Regions from separate parts of the Homo sapiens genome. Here region 1 is linked to region 2. Evidence: chromatin contacts called from ENCODE Hi-C or POLR2A ChIA-PET data. All regions are on one chromosome and are shown on one strand. Each heading gives the region's core, a stretch centred on a gene start or an enhancer-like site at or near the end of the contact. The rest is flanking DNA. Distances are from core to core; before and after follow the strand shown.

Evidence for each region. A loop is a pair of places that touch in the nucleus more often than their neighbours do. ChIA-PET counts read pairs that join two places held with the same protein, here RNA polymerase II (POLR2A). Pooled maps may share reads with other maps.
Region 1: a map of heart left ventricle shows a loop between it and region 2 (2.7-fold over the local background). The contact joins two enhancer-like sites. A Hi-C loop is called at or near these places in 1 of 168 maps with a recorded cell type or tissue (heart left ventricle), 2 of 37 single-sample maps with no recorded cell type and 9 of 50 pooled maps. POLR2A ChIA-PET finds 5 or more read pairs at or near these places in 1 of 52 experiments (H1).

The regions. Positions count from the first base shown.
Region 1 is chr2:207,282,064-207,286,329 of GRCh38, reverse strand. No RefSeq gene overlaps it. Among named protein-coding and RNA genes, the nearest start is that of MIR1302-4, 15 kb to the right of the region's middle. RefSeq lists a silencer at 818-877. Within about 2 kb of position 2,754, at least 6 of the 41 ENCODE cell types and tissues checked have a DNase peak (open chromatin) inside an H3K27ac peak, as active enhancers do.
Region 2 is chr2:207,470,686-207,474,945 of GRCh38, reverse strand. No RefSeq gene overlaps it. Among named protein-coding and RNA genes, the nearest start is that of CREB1, 57 kb to the left of the region's middle. Within about 2 kb of position 1,650, at least 5 of the 41 ENCODE cell types and tissues checked have a DNase peak (open chromatin) inside an H3K27ac peak, as active enhancers do.

The sequences.
Region 1 (4,266 bases), core at 1,505-4,004, 190 kb after region 2:
GAAAGGGGGATGACCACATCTCCCTCATTGCCTTGTGAAGCTCAAACAAAAATAATAGCATTGGAAAGCTCTTTATGAGTAAAGCACTCTCATATTTACTATGGTTGAGGGAAAAATAGATTTTTTTCCCCCCAGTCTGAATTGTGCCAACCCTTCTGGCTCACTCACTGCAGGTCCTGCATTCAGTTTGTGGAGTGTGGATTTTGCCTGTTTGTATTCTGATATTCTGCCTGTTTTGGAATGGAAGCTTTCTTTTGTGCAATGATTGTGGTTTTCTGTGAATTATACAGAGTTCTGATCCAAGCATAGTAGAAAAGCTTCATGTGTTTTAAAAAATAAACAATAACAAAAAATTACTATTTTAATGAGCCAACACATGGTCTTTATGTGCCAACCATGGACTGAGCTTTGTAAGATTTCTTTTTTTTTCCTTAGAATCAACAGCAACATAAGAGATATACTTAATGATTTTGCTTCTATAAACTGTAACAGGAAATTCTCCTGGCCTCCAGCCAAAGGATGTACATAGTTAGGTGCAAATTAAGATTAAAATGGTTAGTCTGTGTCTGATCCCATTCCGGTTCTTCCCCCTGGCTGCAAATAGACACAAGGAGAAGGAGTTGTCCCAGTGTTTTTTTCCCCAGGGTCTCCATGTGATCTGTGTGATTCCAGCTGATTCTCGCTGGATGACTTGCCCAGCAATGCAGCAATGCTTAGAGATTTCTCACCGGGCCAGAAGAATCTACATGCACCTGGAAGCACATGCTTTCAGCTTGGGCATAACTGATTGGCTCCAGAATGTGTCTGTGGTTTGCTGGTCACCCTTGAGTCCCAGCAAGAGCAGGGTGCCTCATACATCATAAAAGGCTACATGGTGCGTCTTCCAGGAGGGTGGGCAAACTGCTTAACTACTCAATTTGCTCATTTTTAAAATGGGGTTATAATATTACCCATCTTGGTGGGTTGTTTGGAGCATTCAGTGAGATAATGCTTACAAAGCAATTAGTGCAGGGCCTGGCTAAGGTTAGCTTTTAAAATTGTTGTGTGTCTCCCATCTCCACCTGTGAAGGAGGCTGTACCTCAGTTTCAATGCCTGGTCAAGTAGTACAAGGCTCTTTCCCAAAGCTGCAGAGGCTGGATCCCATTGGGGAGCTACAATAGAGAGACAAGCACCCCACAAAGATTGCAGGATTCCTGCCCTTCTCTTATTTCTGCTCTTCCAGCCTTATCTCTCATCTCCATTAGCAAATTTACTTTCTAAAGCCAGTAGCCCTACCCTTTAAAGGGATTACTTGGTGAATAGTTTAAGAACAAACAATGACAAGTATAATCATTATAGCAATAACTCTTGGTTGGCCTGGATTGGTTTCTTCCTTGCACACATGACAAGGGAGACAGAGTGAAAGAGAAAGGGCAAATTTTTGCATTAGCTTTCCCTGTGAGGGGAGTTAGGGACCCTTTCCCAGTTGAAAAGAGCAATGCTGCTTGGTCCTGGGTGAGACACAATGTGACAGTAACATGCCCCCAAATTCATAAACGCTGGAGGGAGTTGACAGCTGGTATTTTTAAAGGAGCTGATTTGGTGGCTAATTTTATTTATCTTGCTTCCTTTGCCAAGCTCAGCTGCTTCTTTGCCCTGTGCCATTAAGTCCCAGGAGGTCCATAGGCAGCAATTTACAAATCTATTCCTTTCCGTGGCGAAGGTTCTTTTTACCGCCATGGGTTTTTCATACAGAAAATAGAAAATCTAGAAGCCATATAACCAGAGTGATCTTTAATGTTTCATCAAAAGCTGTCCTATATGGGTATTTATTTATATTTAGCCCAGAGTGAAAGGTCCCAGGAGGCTGCAGCCTGAGCAGATTTGGTTCAATATCTGCAAAGGAATTTAAATCAGCTTACCAATAAAGAAATCTTCCTACAAGAGGAAAAAAAAAAGTGGAACTTGAGTCTGATTGACCTTGAGACAAAGACAGCCTGGAAACCATTCAGTAGTCAATAACAGAGCCATGCAGCCTGTAGACATATCTTTGTGAGTGTGCTTATGTGTAAATCGGGCCAGAGGTGCAGGTAGGGAAGCAACATCTTCATACAGTCTCCATGGTTGCATTAGACTGAAAAAAAAGGAATTGATATTTCGTTATAAAGCTGAATGTTAAAAATTAGCATTCCTAAAATTTCTGACAATCTGGCTTAAATAAAATAATAACAGATGTATGTGAAAGTGATATTGCTAGAGAGTAACAGTTGTATAATGGATATCCTGCTGTACAACATTTATGAATAATGCATCATTATCTATTATCTTTAAATCTATCCAGGATTAATAGCTTTGCAGATTATTTAGCCTCCAAGATATAAGGGATAAAATCAATACATATATGTTTTGATAATCGATGACAATCAATTCATTAAAAATAAACACCTAGCCAGCCTCAGTTAAATGCTCAGGAGGTGTCCTTATTCTCTAATTGTATTGGTTTATTTGCCATGCTAGCAATTTGGGATGATATCTTTATAATCCATGTCAATGTTGAAAAAAAAGAGAGAGAATGTTCTCCAGATCCAAGCAAGAAACAAACAAACAAACAAACAACCCAAGACATCTTCTCCAGGAGTTTCAACCTAAAAAAACCAGAGCTTTCTATTGCCCTTGGGGTTTTGCTGCTGCATCTCCTGACACCAGGGGCTGGACAATGATTGGTTTCCTTTGATAAAAAGTTCTTCAGGAAAATAACAGCTTAGTCAGAGGAGGCCACCAGGCTGTGTGCCCCAGCAGTGCAGCCTTGGGCAGGGTTGAAGAGGGGAAAGAGGAAGAAAAGCCACTGCCTCTGCAGCACCCACAGTGGGGAAGCAGTGGGCCTGGAAAAGGCGACAAATTGCTCATGTTACATTTAGAATGATCACTATTCTTCCCCATTTTGACATGGATGTCACTGTAGAAAGGGATTTTAGCTTAGATTACTGATAGTTGTGGGAGTGAGGAGAGATTCCCCCACCCCCAAATTCTGTAGTAGAATTTTTATTCTTGAGTTCATCTTCTCAAGGTGACACTAGACCCTAATTTCAGACAGTTGCTATATCTTTCCTCTCCCTCCACCTTTCTCTCCCTTTCACTTTCTTTTTCTCTATAATGCTGAGCTTTTGGCAAAGATACCAAACAGACAATCCATTTGCAGCCAAAAGTTTATGTGTATGTTGATTGTTTCTGATGAGTGGATGGAAACCTCAGCTTCTCAGTGCCCTTGAGCAAAAAGGGCTGAACAAGTTGTGTGTTTCCACATCACATGTCATCTCAATAGCTAATTCTTAGGTTGCAGAATATTGTTATAATATGAAATTCTGGGGTTGTAGTTCAATTCACTCTCCTTAGTAAGCTACTGCACACACAGATCTGATTGTGTCACAGCTTTTTGTTTAAACCAATAGCTGGTTTCACAGGGGTTAGAAGCTGTGTTTGAGAAATGTGTTTTCCATCGATTAAAATTTCTTAAAGGACACACCACAATTGAATGACAGGCTATTTTAAAATTATTTACAAGCTCGACATTTTACTCAAAGCAAATTGTCAACTAAATCTAGTTATCATTTTATCTGCTGGACCTATTCCCCCTGAGCATACCAACCATGAAAAAGATTATCTCCTCAATTTATTGCTTTAGCAATTCAGTAGACATCTTCTTGGCACCCCCCTCCTAGTACTAAATGATGATAGAAAGGCATTGATGAGTTTTGGGGGCATTTGTTTCCAGAATTTCCCCAAACACAATTTTTCAATTGCATTATGAATGAAGGCCATGATATGAGAGCTTTTTCTGGATCTAATTTCCACTATAATCACTCTCCTATGGAAAAACCAGAGATTATTTTTCCACTTGCATTTTCCCCATGCTACTAATAATATAAATTGACGCAATTTCTTTTGGTACCTCTCTAACCATGTACATATTGCTATTGTATTGTCATGAATGCAGTTCCAAGCTCTTTTCCATGTCACTGCTTATACACGTCAATTCCCTCTGTCATGGGGACATTCTTCCCATTGACCTTTGCTTGGCTCTGTCCTCATTATCACCCAGATCTTAGTCCAAGTAACAACTCCTCTGGGGGCTTCCTGGACCACCTTATCCTATGTTACTTACTTCCCCCAATACCGTTCCAGTAGTTATCTATTACATGTTACCTACTTTATGTCACTTACTACCATCTAAAATACTCTTACTTATTAACCCTACAAGATTCTGGTTTGTTTTTCTCAGCCAAAGG
Region 2 (4,260 bases), core at 401-2,900:
TTTAAAATAAAAACTCTAATCTCTTCGTCTGCGCAACCATTAGGACAAGGCTAAATATCGTGGAACAATGACACATATTTTTCTTATATTTCTCTGTCTTTTCCAGCATGTCTTCTTTACGCTCTACGCTCCGTTTCTGTAGTTTACTTACTTTGAAAAAAAAAAAAATCACCCGACTATTATTATGATTCTGGCCACATGAATCCCAGTGAGCATCAATTTCTTTGTCTACGGAACTTTTTTTTTCCCCTGGAGTCTTGCTCTGTCGCCCAGGCTGCAGTGCAGTGGTGCGATCTTGGCTCACTGCAACCTCCGCCTCCCGGGTTCAGGTGATTCTCCTGCCTCAGCCTCCTGAGTAGCTGGGATTACAGGCGCCCGCCACCATGCCCAACTAATTTTTGTATTTTTAGTAGAGACGAGGTTTCACCATGTTGGCCAGGATGGTCTCGATCTCTTGGCCTCGTGATCCACCTGCCTCGGCCTCCCGAAGTGCTGGGATTATAGGCGTGAGCCACCGCGCCCGGCCATCTACAGAACTGGTAAGCAGTCTAGGGTAGTAAATAGAAACAGGGCCCCAGCTGTGGGCAGGGGCTGCTTCTGCCACTTCGAGATTTGCTTTTCCCCATAGATGAACTGAAGGTAATAACAGCATCTGCCTCTCACTGTGCTGTTGTGAGGATGCACTTTATAATGGATTTCATAAGGTGCCTGGCACATAGAAAGTGCTCAGTAAACATTGCGGTAACAGTGGTGGACTCTTTTTTTTTTTAATTGAATGAGTTGTCAACATTTAAAAATCTGGAGAGCTCACATAAAAATCCTCACTGATCAGTTTTGTCCACATATATTACTTGCCCGGCTTCTGTGGGCACGCGGGTTGTGGTCCTTCGTGAGCCCTTCCATCTCCCACCATCTGTTTATTGCCTTTAGATGATGATAAAAAAAAACTGCACCATGGCCAGCAAGAACAGCTGTAGGAAGGAAGACTTCAGATTTTTTCTCCAAGTTGCAGAAGATGATTGTGCTCAGTCCTAACAACTCTCTGTAGATTCTTTTATCTGAGCAATCCAAAGCCCTTAGCGCTGCAGTTTAATCTAATTTGTTTCTTTTGTCAGATTTCATTTTGAGGCTGAAGCCTTTGAGAGACTAGCAGAGAGCATTTCCTATGGGAAATTTGGTTTCATTCATTCCTAGGTGGCAGGTTGGGGGGTCAGGATTGTCAAACTGGGGAGGACATCTGATGCCTGATGGTAAAACAAAAAGCCACCAGGGACAGGCTTAGGACAGTTCCACTGTGACATCCTTTTTCCTTTTTTCCCCTTCACTTCCTCAGCCCCCCTACCCCATGTGTTAAATGGGTTTTCTTATTTTTAATCTTAAAGAAAAAGAATTTGTGTTTATAAAATAAGATTTAAAAGGTTATTTCCTCCTCACAGTGGGAATCCAGGGAGATAGCTTGGCAGCCCCCAGGAGCTCAGGGAGGAACTCAGCAATCCTCTCATCTGTCTTACAGAACCGTGCTAAGTTACCAAAGGAAACCACCACTCATTTATCTAAACCCTTTGCAGTTAAATGCTCAGAGACGAATGCGCTTGTTGCAACTGCTCTCAGGGTGGCAGCAGACACTCAGAATGGTGTTTCGATTTAACTTATTGCATTTCAGCTAATTGAAAAGCAGAGCACATCGAAGGGCCTCTGTGAGAACACTTTTCAGACTATAAATCGGGGCTGGAGGAGATGTTTAATTAAATCAGTCCTGAGGTCACAGGAAGGAAAAGCAAACCTCTCCCTCCCAGACTTGACCTGGTTCACGTAGCATGGCAGCTGGAGAACTTGGAAATGTGTTAGTAGGACTAATGTAAATATACCAGATTAAAGCACTTCCCCGCCAGACTACGAAGCAAGAAATCGGATCTAGAGACAGACAATGGCTCTGACCTTCCAGTTTAATTCTGTATGCAAGAAACACACAGATGAAGATGGCCGGAGAGGCCGAATTGCTACGTTTCAGATTGCAGTGCGAGGACAGACTTTCTTAAAAGAGCTTATTTCCAAAGAATTCTGTTATTTGCGAGCAGGGACTTGGGAAGCCTTGAGTCAGTCCTGGGTCAGAACTGAGTGTTTGAAGGGGTGAATCATTAACTAAAACCCAACAGTTCATGAAGGAGGAAACCTAGTTAGAATTTGGGATCCTAGACAGGACACTAGCCAGGTGTCATCTGCAACAAAGGAAAGCGTGGCCAACCCAGCGTGGCCCACACAGGAAGGCTCCACACAAACCTATTGGTCTCACTTTTCTTGCTGAATTCTCTCTCAGGTTCATGGGCTTGTATGATGAATGTTCATGCAACATCTCTCAACAGCCTTCTCTCCCCATCCTTCCCAAATTTAAAGATAGGATCACGTGACAGAAAGAAAAAGAGCAGAATGTAAATGTGAAATCATAGCATTTGAAGGTGTGATCTTGGTTTTTAGCTAGAAGACGAGGAAGCTGAAGAAGTAACTAATTCAGGCCGGGCATGGTGGCTCATGCCTGTAATCTCAGCACTTTGGGAGGCTGAAGTAAGCAGATCTCTTGAGCCCATGAGTTAGAGACCAGCCTGGGCAACATGGTGAAACCCTGTCTCTACAAAAATGCAAAAATTAGCCGGGAGCAGTGGTGCACTCCTGTATTCCTAACTACTTGGGAGGCTGAGGCGGGAGGTTGGCTTGAACCTGGCAGGTGGAGTTGCAGTGAGCTGAGATCACACCAGATCTGCACTCCAGCCTGGGCAATAGAGCCAGACCTTGTCTCCTTAAGATAATAATAATAATAATAATAAAAGTAATTAATTCAGTCCAGCCAGTCAGCATAGGGAGCTAGCATGTTGGTCATAATTGCATGGCCCAGTCTGGAGCACATAGGTTCCTGTGATGAGCATCATGATGTGAAACAAAGCAGTCAGTGCCTTGGAATCATTACCCACTCCCCTTGCATCTCTAATCGTATATTGATTATGCTTATTTTTCATTCATAATTTTCTATGACTCCTTATTTCCCATGATACATCCAATTTCCCATGAAAGATCCATATCAGTCCTATTACCCCTTTGGATCTATTTGTTTGCTGGATCAATTCTCATTAAGACTTTAGTTTCACAGTTGTGGGAGGAGGGCAGGAGAGCTGTAGGGGAGGCATTTATTCACTTCTCCTGGTATCTGAGCAGGTAGACACAAAAACCTCTCCCCATGCCGTTTTTTCCTTATCTCTTCCTCTTGGATACTTTCTTGGTTTCCACTCTCTCCTCCTGTTTTCCTCTCCCTTCCAGACTGCAAAGAGGACCTGAAGGATGAGATCAGGGTTTGTGATAGAGGTCAAGCGTCTGCCTTACCTTAGGCAGCTGCCCCTTATCCCTCTTCCTGTTCTAATGATCAGCAAAGGAAGGAGCAGATGAGGGATCAGAAGAAGAGAAATAAGGACAGCAAAGCCAAAAGGTCCTGCAGGACAGGGGGTCTGGAGGCAGAAACTTGAGATCCAATGCTGAGATGGATGAGATGTTTGACTTGAGCAGTCATTCACCTCTCTGGGCCTCAGTTATCACAGCTGTAAATCAGAGGAACAGATTGGACGTGCTCTAAGCCTGGCTCTGGGGTTCTACGAGTCTATGAACTAGGAAACAGCAGTTTACAATTTGAAAACGCTGCAGGATGCTTGTAAAGTTAATTTACAAAAAAAAAAAACAAAACCAATAGCAACAACAACAAAACCCTTCCTGTGATATATGTATTTATACCCCATCACTGATACCATTATGTATGAATAACTTACTAGAACCAATCAAAAAAAGAAAAGAAAAAGCACCGAAGGGCAGAATGATGAAGTTGGCGATGATGCCACCAGCTCATTCTGGTGAGTGAGTGATTTGTTTATTTCCTCTGTGCTTGGGGTTGCCGCTAAATCTGGGCTGGAGAAACCAGTAAATATTTTTAATGTGACAAGAAAATCAGAGCATTTGGTGCCTTACACATTGTTGTTACTACAAGTTTTATTTCTTCTTTTATTGTTGGCCATAACCTTTTGAGCCTGATCTGGTACAAGAGCCCTGTGCAATCCCAAAAAAGGTGAGAGGCCAGATGTAGCCATCTCTGTGTGCTGGGCCATCTGCTGGTAATTCATGAGACAATGGCCAGGGCCCTTCTGATACAGTGCATGGAGCCGATTTGTTACACAATTCAAAGATATTTATTTTTATTCTGGTCTTACCATATATATCTTAGCC